Linked DNA regions of Homo sapiens: region 2 is linked to region 1. The links are chromatin contacts, found by Hi-C or POLR2A ChIA-PET in ENCODE. All regions are on one chromosome and are shown on one strand. Each heading gives the region's core, a stretch centred on a gene start or an enhancer-like site at or near the end of the contact. The rest is flanking DNA. Distances are from core to core; before and after follow the strand shown.

Region 1 (7,600 bases), core at 3,597-6,096:
ATTACATTTTTCCATGTTGGTGAATTTATTAGCAGCTTATTTTAAAGTCTTTGGATTTAATATCATGAAGAGAAAAAGGCGTTCCCCATCTTAAAATTATTATTTTTAAAATGTCCAGGGTTTCTTTTGGTACTTTTGTAGTTTCAATATTTTTATATTTAAATTATTTATCCATATTGAATTTATTTTAGTACATATGGATCCAAGTTTACTTTTTTTCCCAGATGGCTACTGGTTTTCCCAGTCATTTATTAATAGTCCATTTTCCCTCTGACTAAATCCCCCATGCCTATGTGTCTGTTTCTTGACTTCTGTTTCTTGACTTCTGTTGTGTTGCTCTGCCTAGCTCTGTGATGTTGAGCTATTCATGTTTTAGTTGTGACACTATTCTAATTGTTAAGAATATGTTTGTATTAGGGAGGATTGGGCTTGTATTAAATATTTTATTGTTGATGTTAATTGTCAGTTTTGTAGTGGTATTTAAAAATGAATTATGTGGCTGGGAGCGGTGGCTCATGCCTATAATCCTAGCACTTTGGAAGGCCCAGGAAGGTGGAGTGCTTGAGCCCAGGAGTTCAAGACCAGCCTGGACAATATGATGAAACTCTGTCTCTATGAAAAATACAAAATTAGCCAGACGTGGTGGGGCATGCCTGTAGTTCCAGCTACTTGGCAGGCTGAGGCTGCAGTGAGTCATGATTGTGGCACTGCACTCCATCGTGGGTGACAGAGTGAGACAACATCTCAATAAAATAAAATAATTTTAAAAAATGAATTATGCAAACTTTAAAGGAAACTGATCATATTTTATGTAACTCAAAGAATGTTTAGGGACCTAGGCTGGTAAAGGTCAGAGTTTTCTAACTCAAGGTTTGCTTCCTTTTTTTTTTAAATCCCTCCAATGAGGGGGAAACAGATGCTAAAACAATAGTGAGAAGTACTTAATTGGCTGGGTGTAGTGGTTCATGCCTATAATCCCAGGACTTTGGGAAGCCCATGCAGGAGGATCACTTGAGGCCAGGAGTTTGAGACCAGCCTGGGCAACAAAGCAAGAACCTTCCCTCTATAAAAAATACCCAGATGTGGTGGTGCGTGCCTATAGTCCCAGCTACTGAGGAGACTGAGGTGCGAGGGTTGCTTAAACCCAGGAGGTGGAGGCTGCAGTGAGCTGTAATTGTACCCCTACACTCCATCCTGGGTGACAGAGTGAGACCCTGTCTCAAAAAAGTAAAAATAAAGTAGTACTTAATTTGGGATCAAGATCGGCTTACAAATCAGAACATTCAGGCTTGAGGAAGAGAAAAAGCAATTAAATAGGTCAACAATTGCAAAGCAAAACTCAATTTGAGAGTTGGATAAAGAGATTTGATTGTGGGGACTCTGTCATTTGAGATGCAACTCTTGGTCCAGTCTCAGGTGATGAAAATACAGCATCAGTAGTTAACTGGAGTACAGCAGCATTGGTGCCTTTCTTTCTGTGAAAAAAGTCTTTATTTGCCTAAGATGTAGAAAAGAGACTGTAGTGAACCAGAGACCATTTTATTCTGAACTGTGGCAGAATAAAACGCCTTCTGGCGTCTGTCCTCACTGTTACTCTGAAATAGCCCATATATCGGGAAAAAATGTGGCTGCTTCTGTGTGTGTGTGTTGTGTGTGTGTGGGCCAGATTGTTGTTGTGTTACATTGTGATACCAAGAGAGAAGAGAACTTTTGTCTAGATGCTCACCTGAGACATCCACCTGGCCTCCAAGCAGCATGCACATGAGTGAGGAATTTCAACAACTTGTTTTTTTCCTGTAAGATAATAAGTGTAAAACATTCATTGGACATGAGCACAAACACAGAGGCGTTATAGACTAGACTGTAAAATCGTCTGTGGGCCACTCTGAGCCCCTGTGGTCAGTCCTTTCCTTGGATGACTCTAAAGGGGACTTGGGCCCCACTTAGGCATAACGGTGAACAGAGATTTAAAAGGAGTTTGAGAGCATTCGTGTACAGAGATTTAAAAGGAGTTTGAGAGCATTTGTCTTTTTTTTTTTTTTTTTTTTTGAGACAGAGTTTCACTCTTGTTGCCCAGGCTGGAGTGCAGTGGCACCATCTCGGCTCACCGCAACCTCTGTCTCACTGGTTCAAGCGATTCTCCTGCCTCAAGCACTTTTTTTTTTTTTTTTTTTTTTTTTACCATTTCAATCATTTTGAGTGTATAGTTCATTGATGTTAAGTATGTTTACATTGTTGTGCCACCATCATCACCATCCATCTCCAGAACTCTTTCATCTTCCTAAATAGAAACTCTGCACCCATTCAACCCTTAACTCCCCATTTCCCTCCACTCCCTCCAGCCCCTGGTAACAACCATTCTACGTTCTAACTGTTTTATTTTTAAATTTAGACATATAGTTGATACTCAGAAGCTTAACATTCCTTATATGAAAGTCTTCACCAAGCTACTTGGCGTGAGCATCTTATTTGCCCTTTAAGCCTTACCCTGGGAATAAAATATAGCCTTTATCACTGTTTTTGGAATATCTTGGAAGTGCGTAAAACTGCTTCAGTTTATTATGTAGAAGTGCATTTCCAGATTTCTGGAGTGTGGATCGAAGATTTTCATACCAGCAGTAGGGTCTCAACCTTGTTTTTCTTATCTCTTGGCAAGAAAGCAAAGCTGGCCATTGGGGTATAATAAACCTTGTGTACACAGCTGCAGGAGGGAACAGGGAGGTGGCTGTGCTTGGAGGCCGGGTGTTTTGCCGACGATAATGGGGCATCTCTGGCACCATGTTGCTGGTCGGAACAGTTTTGGAGTTGGATTTTGTCCTGCAGTGATGTCTTTGAAGAGGAAAGCACTTTTGAATATTTGCATTGCTTTGAAGCCAGTGCCATGGAGATATTGTGACTTATTGCCAGTCAGAGGCAAAGCTGAGTGTGTGAGGTTTTGAACAAAGGTTGTTGAAAAAAGGAGATAATCATTAATTTTTTCAGTAAAATTCATTGAACCCCAAGGGCAATTTGGAGGGGTCATAGCTGTTTTTAGAATCTGTTGCTAATCACTGTATATCGTAGATATTAAGCCTAGGTTAAGAGCATTAGTGTGGGTACAGAGTTTAGATTTGCCAGTTTGTGACTTTAGGCATGTTTAACCTTTCTAAGTCTGTTTTTCCATCTGAAGAATGGACATAGAGAAAATTTATCACTGGGCTTTTTGTGGGGGACAGATGAGGTAAGGCATAATGCATTTAAAGTGGCAGGCACAGTCTAAATACTACCTAGTGCTCCTGCACAGGCATAGAAAATGGAAAATTGTTTATATATTTTACCCTCCTCCAAAACACTCTTAGACCATCTGATTTTTATTTGACTTATCTGAATCCTGAATAGTTTTTACTGGATCATACTCTGGTATCTGGACTGTCCCTGGTTTGAAGGTGGTGCTGCTGGGTGAGAAGCCAAGGATGAGAGAGGCTGTGTTTTGGAGGCCCAGTCTGTCAAAACTGAGGTGGCATTTCTAGTTCCTGATAGAGTGAGACAGATGCAAAGGTCATGGGAGCTTTGAACAGTTTCTATGCATTATGTGTTGTTTTTCATCTTCTGGAAGTGGGCTGGAATTTGTTTTCAGCAGCTAAGTTCATTATGTAGTTGCCTCTAAGCCATGCCTCCCCTTTTCCATGTTTGTGAAAAGCAAAACAAAACCACCAGGCACATTATCTTTTACGAGGACCTGGAGATTGACTAGCTGACACCCCCAGATTTCACATTTATGTTGAGATAAGGAGAATAATGTAAGTCACCCAGACTTTTTGTCATTCTGCATTTTTATTCACAGGGATGAACAGAAGCTTGCAGATTGGGAGAAAGGGGGGGGCAGAACCAGTTGTTTTCAGGTGGACCCAAATAATGCATCTGCTTTGATAACTGCCTATCTCGATTTGCTTGGAAAGGGCATAGAGTAATAAATAGTTTGTGGGAGTGTGAAGAATGAGCCTTTAGACTGACCCAACTTGTGGAAATTCAGAAAATGCAGAAATGTACGTTCTTCCAGCTTGTGAATGTTGAACAATGGAATTGTTAGAAGAACTTTTGAAACTTGTTCTTTTTTTGAAAGTATTATTGTGCTCGGTTGGCTACATGTGCTTTGGTCTCAAAAATTTGTGCCTTAATCACATTGCTGGGGAGGCTGTGGATTTCACTATCAACAGAAAGTAATGTAAGATGTGATATCTTTTCAGCAGGACCTAAGGAGATTTTCTCGAAAGAAAAGGGGAAAATGCCGCTCTTAAGCAAAAAATCTGGACCATGTTGGCAGACATACGTCTTTGAAACATACCAGCAGAGAATTATTTAATCATTTGCCCCTTAGTTTTATCTTGATCACTCCTAGCGTGATTTTTTCCCCCTCTTAGTTATGCAGCAGCCTACTGGCTGACATTTAACTATTGATTGTTCATCCTGGGGAATGAATTACTGTGATTTATAGTCAAGGGTACAGATGTAAAGAGACAGAAAGGATCAGATGTTTCTAGTGCCTTTTTTCTTCCTCTGATGGCTTCTCCCAGAAACTTGATAAAAGCACCAACACTAAAACATGTTTACAATAAGAAAGCTGTTTATTCATCTTAAGTAGAAAATTCTATAAGTTTATGTAAAATTTTGCCCATGTGGGAACAATTAGTCTTTTAATTTGAGTTGTGTATTGTAATTCCATGGATGGAGATGGGTGGAGGTTGGGCCGAGGGGAAGCTGAGGTAAGAAGCCAGACCAGAGAATTTAAAATGATGTCTTTCTTTGAGGATGCCCCCTTTGCCCCTCCTGCTGGGCCTCGCAGCCGTGGGATTGGCCACATCACTTCCTGTCCAAGTTGGCACTGAGAGTGGCACAGTAACTCTGCCCAGTGTTCTCAGACTGCAGTGGGCAAGTTTCCAGCAATAGAGTCACCCAAAGAAACAACGCAGCCTCCTTTTTTTCTTTCTCTGTTGCCTAGGGCAGTTTTCCTCAGACCTCAGTACCTATGTCCCTTGCTTTTGGAATAACCCCATTAGGTCCCCAAACCTTGCCTTTGATGTATGTGGCTTCTTGAGGATCCCCTACATTTGCATCTGTTTCCTTCCCTTATGCAAAGGCCCTACGTCTTCCCTGGGAGAAGAGTCCTCGGGGGCTTTCCTGTGGGAGAAAGGAAGGATCTATTCCTGCCCACACTTCTTTCTCTCCAGATAGAGAAATAGCTCACATTTTTGGTGCCTACTCTGTACTGGGCACTGTACTGTGAGTTTTCATGTGTGACCTCACAGGTACTATGATCATCTCCAAGTGACGTTCAGAGAGGTGGTCTGCCCCAGGTCACAGGGCTAAAATTAGTAACATGTAAGGAAAATGGCTTTACTCTCAGCGTGAGATGAAACAGACAATACAGTACACCTGCTGAGTGACAGAGTTGTCCCTGAGTTGTTAGGGCCTTTGCCCGCCTTGGAGCTCCACTTGCTTGGTGCACAGTAGGCAGCAAATGGGCTGTAGAATCATGGTATTTGTGATTTCCTGTGTCCTTGACAGTTGAGATATTCTCTAAGGCTATTTATGTTCTCTCTACCATGCTCGTCACAAGCAGTCTTCTGGGTCCTCACAAGCAGTCTTTATTGTTTATATTTCTATTAACAGGTCTGTTCAAGGCAACGTAAACCTTTCCTACCATGTTCCTCAAAATTCTTCCAAGCTCCTTCACTACCCAATTCCAAAACCACTTCCACATTTTTTGGTATTTGTTATAACAGCACCCCACTTCCAGGTACTAAAGTCTTTTAGTTTTCTATTCCTGCTGTAATAAAACCCACAAATTTCATGCTTAAAACAGCACGTGTGGGGCGCGGTGGCTCACATCTGTAATCCCAGCACTTCAGGAGGCTGAGGTGGGCGGATCACTTGAGGTCAGGAGTTAAAGACCATCCTGGTTAACATGGTGAAACTCTGTCTCTACTAAAAAATATAAAAAAAATAGCCAGACATGGTGGCGGGCACCTGTAATCCCAGCTACTCGGGAAGCTGAGGCAAGAGAATCACTTGAAACCCAGGAGGCAGAGTTTGCAGTGAGCTGAGATTATGCCACTGCACTCCAACTTGGGCAACAGAGCGAGACTGTCTGAGAAAAAAAATACACAAAAGCACACATTTTTTTATATTACAGTTGTGTAGATCAGAAGTTGGACACAGGTCTCACTGGAATAAAATCAAGAAGTCAGCAGGACCAGTTCCTTCTGAAGGTTTTGGGGAGAATCTGTTTCCTTACTGCTGCAGCTTCTAGAGGTTGCCTGTATTCCTTGGCTTGTGACCCGTTTCTTCATCTTCAAAGCCACCACTGGCAAATTTAGTCCCTTTTACGCCTGACATTTCTTCTGGCTCCTCTTATGTGATCCCATCTTTCTGTCTCTGACCACAGAAATAAAAGACTTTTTAAAAAGACTCATTAGATTGGGTCCATCTAGATAATCCAGGAAAATCTCTCCATCCCAAAGTCCTTAATCTTAATGCCGTCTGCACAATGACTTTTGCCATGAATGTAACATAGTCACAGGTTTGGGAATTAGAAGTTGGGCACCTTTGGGGGGCGCATTTTTCTGCCTGCCACACATGATAAGGTGTAGACACAATACAGTTAACTCTCTTAGTTCGCAGTCGGCACCCCTTTAAGTAAAGTGTGTGGTTTCTAATCAAGCATTTTATTCAGGGTGCATCTGTTCCACCTGGCTGGCAGCACGCACCTTGCAGGTCAGGTGTGAGATGAGCAAGACCCATTGGAAGACTGGAAGCTACCTCCTTCTCTCTTTTAGGACAAGGAAGCGAGAGAGAAGCGAGGAGACCACTTGAGTTGTGACTCTCCTGCTTATGGTGAAATTAAGAACTAAAACTAAAACAACAGGAACCCTTTCATAACGGAAATACTGAAGTATAAAATGAAACCACCTCCTAAACAACTCTTTTTCCTTTGAAAACAAAGCTAAGCTGCGTTGATGCTTGCACCTCTGCTCTTGCGTGGGAAAATTGGACCCCTCTGTGACATTTGGTATGTTACTGAGCAGGGTTCCCTTGGGGAGGACGAGAAGCCTCCTCTCCACTTGACACTTGGAATTTGATACCAGTTCCTGTCTGACAGCTGGTTAGCCTGTCAGGCCCTCACAAGTTAAATCTTGTCTCAGAAAATAATTTGCTAGAAGATCAAAGCATGGATGGGATAAATTAATTTTTCAACAAGCCACAGGTTTGGGATAATTGTCTCTCAAGTGTTGCTAATGTCTTTGATAAACAAGTAATTTGGGGGGGCTCTTTTTTTCTCTTGAGATTATAAATCTTGATTGATTCATATGTTGAAAAAGAACTCTGAAAGCTTGCACCTAAGATGAAGCCCTGGAATAACCTGAAATAATAATAATAGGTATATTTCAACACCTGTGCCATTCGGAGCAGTGATTCTCAACAGGTGGGGGTGGGAGATCGATTTTTGCCCCCCAGGGGCATTTGGCAGTGTTTGGAGACATTTTTGGTTGCCATGATTTTGGGGAGGGGTGCTACTGGCATCTAGGGAGTAGAGGCCAGAGATGCCCAGAATAGCCCACAA
Region 2 (7,600 bases), core at 3,461-5,960, 79 kb after region 1:
CTTTTTAAATAGAATCAATAGGCTGGGCATCGTGGCTCACGCCTGTAATCCCAGCACTTTGGGAGGCCGAGGAGGGCGGATCACCTGAGGTCAGGAGTTCAAAACCAGCCTGGCCAACATGGTGAAACCCCATCTCTACTAAAAATACAAAAAATTAGCTGGGTGTGGTGGCGTGCACCCTTAGTCCCGGCTACTCAAAGGGCTGAGACAGGAGAATCATTTGAACCCCAGGAGGTGGAGGTTGCAATGAGCTGAGATCGCTCCACTGTACTCCAGCCTGGGTGACAAGAGTGAGACGCTGTCCCAAAAAATAAATAAATAAAATAAAATAATGAATAGACTCAATAGACATTGATCCTGCTAACATATTTTGCCTTTTAATCTATTGGTACTTCTTTTATTCCCTTTAAAGTTAATTCTAAATAAAGGAGAAGTATCTTAATTTGGTTAATATCATAGTTTGGAACTATGGCAAAATTATTTTTTCTCAGGCTACTTTCTAGTAAGTATTTTATATTTATTCACTAAAGAAAATTTTTAAAATTTCAAATTACGTAGAATTGTACCACTCTCACATAGAAATGTTTTTATCTTTCTTATACATATATTTATGTGGTTTGATTTTTATTTGGAATGCTTGTTTTACTTGAGGTGTCAGGACTTTCCACTCATTTATGAAGCCTTTACAATTATAATGATAAATACTGTTACATTAATGTACAATAATTTATAAAACTGACTTTCTCATGTTTAAAATTTAGATCGTGTCTAATTCTTTGCTACTTTAAGTATCATTGCAGTGAAATCTTCAGGCCATAATAAGTTACTTCCTTGCGATAAGTTCACAGGAATAACTAGATTAAAGGTATGAATACATTTTAATTTGGTTGAACACTTACGTTTATCAAAAACTCTTTACAAAAGTAACACAATTATCCTAATAAATTAGAATATTAGAAGTATATAAGATGAAAAAACATTCTCACTGAACTTCAGTCCTGCTCTCCAAAGTGAACCATGATGAGACCTTAAGCAAATGTTATATATAATGAGAAAAGATAGTCCTGAAGAATTGAGTGATATGGAAGTGATAATGGTGTACTATATGGGTGAAAAAATAAAGTACTGGTTTAGATACATGATTTAAGAAATAGAATCCTGACAGTTCCCTCTGTGGATAAGCCATAGAGGTGTCCAGTGTTGGTTTAATATAGCAGCTGGTTTGACCGAGTACCCTCTGCTGCGTCAGGTAATGTTAAATGATGTCCATGCCCCCTTGACTCTGATCAAGACATGGCTACAACCTGCAGTTTCCAGCTTTCCTGGGTTTAAGGGCCATTGAAGAATCCTTGTAGATAAGAGAAGAATTGTACATTCCAGGAACTGGAGGCATAGCTAGCCTTGGAAAGCTCGGAGGGTTAGTTGAGACAGCTTTAGACTTGCACATCTGTGACCTGAGTATCTTTGAGACTTGATTTCATCTTCTAGACCCAGAGGCAGAGATCATGTTTGTGGTTATTTTTCTGGGAACTGAGACTGGGCAAAGGGAAAGAGGCCAGTACGCAAGAGTGCTGTTTATAAATGGTTAACATCGTCCCCAGTCCCGTAGAAGAAGAATGAAATGGTATTCTCCTGTTTGGTGGTTTTATTTGATTGTTTTTGAATTCTTTGTCTCTGACAGAAGGCATCTTCTGTATCCTTTATGTTGTCACTCACTTTATTACTCTGGCATTATTATAATTAGGTTACCTTATCACTCCACCTGCCAGCCCTATCTCCATCCCCAAGACCTGAAGGGACGGTTGGCTTGACATGTGAGGAGGTTTTTTGGCCTTCAGAGATGTCGCTGTCAGCCCCCTGAGTTCCATTTGTTAGTATTGGGTCCAGCCCACAGCTTTCTACTAAAAACAACAGGCAAACTAAAGAATCTTTTAGTAAGTCACAGACAATTGTCACTGAACCAAGAGCCCAGCCCACGGGGCCAGTTCCTCACCGACTCTATGCCTTAATTTCCAATGTGTAAGCTTGGATGACTACACTTATCTCCAGGATTCAGTGTAGGACATAGAAAAAAGTACAGGACTCAAGTAATGATTGAACTTGGAATAAAAACCTTAAGGCCCATGTCCTCTGTCTCTCATGCTTTTCAGATGTGTCTTAGTGCCTGCTCCTTGCACAGAAGCTGAATCCAAACAAGCCACTGAGGAAGTTACATTTCACTTCACTTCTTAATAACATAGGTATGTCGATCCCATTAGATAGGAGTGTGTCTAAAATTCAGAACCTTTGACACTAATTATCTGACTGTCAAATGACAGTGTCATTCTATTTTGCAGGCATTTTTGATAGTTTATCTTCCCAGTAATATTTTTGTAATCTTCATCACCTTGACCATCTAACTCTTTTTTTTGGAGACAAAGTCTTTCTCTGTTGCCCAGGCTGGAGTGCAGCGGTGCAGTCTCAGCTCACTGCAACCTCCGCCTCCCGGGTTCAACCGATTTTCCTGCCTCAGCCTCCTGAGTAGCTGGGATTACAGGCGCATGCCACCACACCCGGCTAATTTTTTGTATGTTTAGTAGAGATGGGGTTTCACCGTGTTAGCCAGGATGGTCTCGATCTCCTGACCTTGTGATCCGCCAGTCTCGGCCTCCCAGGGTGCTGGGATTACAGGCGTGAGCCACCGCGCCCGGCCGACCATCTAACTCTTATGTGCCCTTGCCTGTACATATAAAAGTACATTTAAAAATAGGATTGGCTTTCATTTGCATAATGAACACACATATTACCCATAGTACCTCCCACACAAAGCCACCTATGCCTCTTAAATTGCACTTTGTTAATAGGAAACTATCTGTTGTTTTGTGCTTTTGGCAGCTGTAGAGAAAATACACAAAGCCAGGTGTTGTGGCTCTTGGGTAAGACTGAGAATGTGATTTTTGCAATCTGTGTTTTTTTAATAGCCAGTTATTGGAGATAAGAAAGAGAAATTCAGTACAAAGTCTAAGATGTCCCAGTGATGCACTCTGACTGGGTGTCATTATCTCAACAGGAATGAATGTAGTTCAACAGTATGTAGGCCCGGTTTCTTAGACATGATGTCTGCTGAAATGGTGATAAGGTATCCCACATTATCGGTGTTTTTTTGAAGACAGCCTTTAGGGTTTCAGTGTCATCATCTTTATGCCTTTTGCTAAAACAGTTTATGTTCTGCCTTTTAGTAAGCCTTTATGTTAAAAACGTTTCATATTAAAAAAAGTTATCATTTGGAATACATAGGTCAACTATCTAGGAATGGGACAAAGTACAGAAACAATGAGACAGGATTTGTGGGATGAGAAATTAAAAAAGCAGTCCCTTCAGCTGAAGAAGCTGCTTAGAAATTTAAGCCGGACATCTCAGGCGGCCATACTGGAATGGAATGTGGAAAAGGTAGCAGTTATATGTGAGCAATACCTTTGACTGTGACACTCTTTCGAACCCCAGTTTAGACCAGCAGCAGCTCTCCTAATGGGGAGTCAAGAAGTAGTAAGAGACCCTAAGAGTCATATAAGACACAAATCACCTTTGCCTGTGATATTTGCCATACATATGCCTATGGTTACATGCAGAGGATCCCAACAGGAGCATCATACACACAGCAAATAACACTAATGTGTTTTATTTATATGTACCAAATTAAAGGGGCATACAAAATAAAATTTTTAAATGAGTGGGTGAAGATATTGGGACAGAAGGAAGATATCAAGAGGAGGAAATATGGAGTAAAGATAGAGGTAGCATGTACTGTAAAAGATCTTGTAAGTAGACCAGAATAGGCCAGTAATTTGGCTCCATGCTTCCTAGCAGCCAAGGCAAAGAAGTAATTGTGACCAGATACATAGTTCACAGCATCTTTAAGATTCAGTAAGCTAGCAACTCAAGAAAAGCACAAGTAGTCACCATATAGGGACAAGTGGACCATGCTGTGAACAGCACACTAGATAGCAAGTACAGCTGTAACAATCGTTGCTGGAGATAGAGCAGAGCTTCAGTCCTTTATGACAAGCTTGTCCAACCCATGGCCCACAGGCTGCATGTGGCCCAGGACAGCTTTGAATGCAGCCCAACACAAATTTGTAAACTTCTTAAAACATGAGATTTTTTTAAAGCTCATAAGCTATCATTAGTGTTAGTGTATTTTATTTGTGGCCCAAGACAATTCTTCTAGTGTGGCCCAGGGAAGCCAAAACGTTGGACTCCCCTGCTGTATGGAAAATCGAATTTGTTTACATTCTCCTGTTGTATTCATTTTTGAAATTTTGCTAATTCCTAAAAGGAATCCACAGAGAGCAAACTCTCTATTACTAACTTTTTTCCTCTTCTCAATGTAAATTAAGTAGTATTTCAAATGAGATTAAAAACAGGATACTTCTTGAACTTTACTTTAAAAATACAGGTTCATGAGCCCCTTAAGTTTTGTGACTTTCTGTTGTAAAAAAGACTGTATTCACTAGATGGCAGTGTCACCAGCCTTTTGGGAAGTTAAATATGAGTGTGACTGTCCTAAGTACTAAACATGGGTAAAAGTAGGAAGACCATTTAACTGAGCATAAAGGATCTCATTTCTGCGCCCTACAGGAAAGAGTAGTTCTCCTTTTTCTCCTCCCCTCTTATTTGAGGCCGGGAAGAAGGCGCTGTGCATAGCGCTCCAAGCATCTCTGGGTGGCACTGGAGGGCCATTTTTCACAAGGAGCAAGTCGGCCAGCAGAGTGCTCAGTTCTTGGTCATGCCAGTGGCTGCAGGGTTTCCAGCCACTTGTCCTTGCTTCTTTGTTTCTGAACTTTCAGTCCGGGGCAGGAGTTACTGACAAGAGTTCACAAACCAGCTGTGAGATAATGGTGTATTGATAAGGTACAAAAGTGTGTTTAGCAGATGGGGATAATTTTTCGACCCTCAGTGTTTGTTTAAATTGTTTCTAGCATGAAAGCAATATGATCTCTCTCAGGAAATGAGATTGTTTTCTCTATTCAGGTAATAGGATCTTTTACCCATTTCCATCTTTGAGGAGTGATTATATACTTCTGCAGTTTTTTTAAATGAAAAAGATTTATTTTTAAATCATACTGGCATAAAGTTAATGGTATTTTGTTAAATTTTAGGATTTTTACAGCATATCTTGGCTGACACTGATCTTGGTCCTATCCTAGTGGCAATCTCTTAACAGTTGTGCTGCTGGTGTTATGAGTAGGACAGTTCCTCATTGTGTGGGACTGTCTCGTGTGCGGCAGGGTATTCTGCATTCCTGGCCCTTGCCCACTAAATGCCGGAAGTGCCCCTCAGACATGACTGCCCAGTAACACTCCCATGCATTTCCGTGTGCCTCCTGGGGTGGGGCCAGTACTCTCTAGTGTTGAAAACTGCTGGGCTAGAGATTTTGGTGTAGGTTGTGGGCCTTGTGGATTTAGTGAACATGATCTTTTAAAGAAATGTATATAAATGTACTTTATATTTTTAAAAAATCACTACAGCCCATCACCTTAAACTTCTGCTCATTCATATTTATATATGTATTCTGATTGTGATTACTCCTACATACAATTCTTAATATAGTACAAAATTGTACATATATAATTTTATGGTACCCATCCCCCCCCTGCCCTTTTTTTGAGACAGGGTCTCAGGCTGGAGTGCAGTGATGCAATCATGGCTCACTGCAGCCTCCGTTTCCTGGGCCCAAGCAATTCTCTTACTCAGCCTTCCGAGTAGCTGGTACCAAAGGTGTGCGCCACCATACCCAGCTAATTTTTAATTTTTTGTAGAGGGTCTCCCTGTGTTGCCCAGACTGGTCCTGAACTCCTGGCCTCAAGCAAGTCCTCCTGCATTGGCCTTCCAAAGTGCTGGGATTATAGTCTTGAGCTACCGCGCCTGGCATAGTATCATCTTTTTGATACCAACATACTATAAATATATTTTATTGCATTTTATTTGAAACTGTTAATAGACACATAATTTGCTGATGAATTGTATTCTTTGCTCTTTTAGTCCATCTGGCATCATATGCTCTTCCTTTTTGCTAGAATTCCCTCTTTTTTTCTTTCTACAGAAGTATCACTGGGTGGGAGAAAGCCTTACCTGTGATGGTTTGAGTACCCACATTTTAAAATTATGCTAGTTAAGAAGAGGGGGAATAATGTTGTTTCTTTTCTCTTTTTCTTATCAAATAGACTAAAAAGGCTACTCAAGGGCTGGAATTTGATTCCCACTTGTTCTTGTGGTACCTAGCACAGAGTCAGTCCCATAGTATATCCTTTAGGTAAAGACTTAATTAATTGGTGTGCTTTCAGTTTATTTTCCCTGGTTGGTCTTTGCATTTGTCCAGTTAACACCAGCTTCTGGATATTAGATCACCATAAAGTCCAAGACATGAAGAACAAATGTTATATATTCTCTTTGACATTTAAAGACAGAAGATAGTGGTAGAGGAGATCCCAAGTGATACCTAACCTAGCTAAAGACCCATGAGGAATGAAAGAACGAACAGGGAAAACAACTGCTGAATCCAGGTGGAAAAATGCTGGCCTACTTCTGGTCCTTGGTATGCCAGGATCCAAAGGTGGTGCCAGCTGATAGCATATGTTCAACAGCTGTGTTGATGCCATTTGCCTGCCCAGACAAGCCTCTTGAGGCATGAAAGCCTAAGGAAGGTTTCTCATATTAAGGATCAACAGGGACTCTTCTGTATCCGTCCTACCAGTGTCACCTCCCCACCCAGCATCAGCCGAGCACCACATCCACTGAAGCTCAATAAAGAAATGTTTAATGCTGAAGAGTTTCAATCAACAAGATGAAATTTTCAGGTTTAGGTAAACTTAGGAACTGGCTTGGGTTACTAGACTTCCAAATTTTATCCGGTCCTACCTTATTGCATGACATAACCGTGAGGACTAAAGTGAAGGCTTTTCAGCAGTCACTTCAGTGAGTCCTCAGCATTTAGGTGATACTGTATCAACTCGTGTCTGAAGCAACTTGGATTTAAGATAGTAGATCTTGTGCTGATTATTAGAATGGACATCCTGAACACCACTTAAATTACCATCAAACTGCATAGCCAGATCTTTAATTTACGAAACCTCTATTTTGTCACTTCTCCAAGCTGTCATTTAAGCTAAAAGCTGCTGTCTTTACACATATAAATCAAAGAAATATTTCATTTATATTCACTTGATACCTACCAAATTTCACCACTGGAATTTCTGAATACTTTATATCCTCTATCCTTCCATCCAGGCTTGGCTTTACTAAGTGTCCTTTCTAAGCCACTCATTATCAATCAAGATAGTAATTATTCTGCAAGACCCCAAATCTCAGTGGCTTTCAACAACACACACTGATTTTTTTACTCATATGCTACACGTCCATTATTTGTCAGCTGCAGCTGTGTTCAGTGTTGACCTCAACCTGTGATGGAGCAGCCTCTGCTTATGTCGCTGCTGTTCTTTATAGCAGAGGAAGGAAAGAAAGCAAGGCAAAGTTCCACACTAGCCCTTAAAACTTCTTCCTGGAAGTGAGACATGGTATTTCTGCTACCACTTCATTGGTTAAAGCAAGTCACAATGCCACA

The links. A loop is a pair of places that touch in the nucleus more often than their neighbours do. ChIA-PET counts read pairs that join two places held with the same protein, here RNA polymerase II (POLR2A).
Region 2: a map of ascending aorta shows a loop between it and region 1 (2.1-fold over the local background). The contact joins two enhancer-like sites. A Hi-C loop is called at or near these places in 1 of 168 maps with a recorded cell type or tissue (ascending aorta). POLR2A ChIA-PET finds 5 or more read pairs at or near these places in 2 of 52 experiments (MCF 10A and naive thymus-derived CD8-positive, alpha-beta T cell).

Annotation. Positions count from the first base shown.
Region 1 is chr9:530,210-537,809 of GRCh38, forward strand. The region is part of intron 1 of KANK1 (KN motif and ankyrin repeat domains 1); the gene reads left to right. Among named protein-coding and RNA genes, the nearest start is that of KANK1, 29 kb to the left of the region's middle. RefSeq lists a silencer at 7,005-7,217. Within about 2 kb of position 4,847, at least 5 of the 41 ENCODE cell types and tissues checked have a DNase peak (open chromatin) inside an H3K27ac peak, as active enhancers do.
Region 2 is chr9:609,326-616,925 of GRCh38, forward strand. The region is part of intron 1 of KANK1 (KN motif and ankyrin repeat domains 1); the gene reads left to right. Among named protein-coding and RNA genes, the nearest start is that of KANK1-AS1, 72 kb to the right of the region's middle. Within about 2 kb of position 4,711, at least 22 of the 41 ENCODE cell types and tissues checked have a DNase peak (open chromatin) inside an H3K27ac peak, as active enhancers do.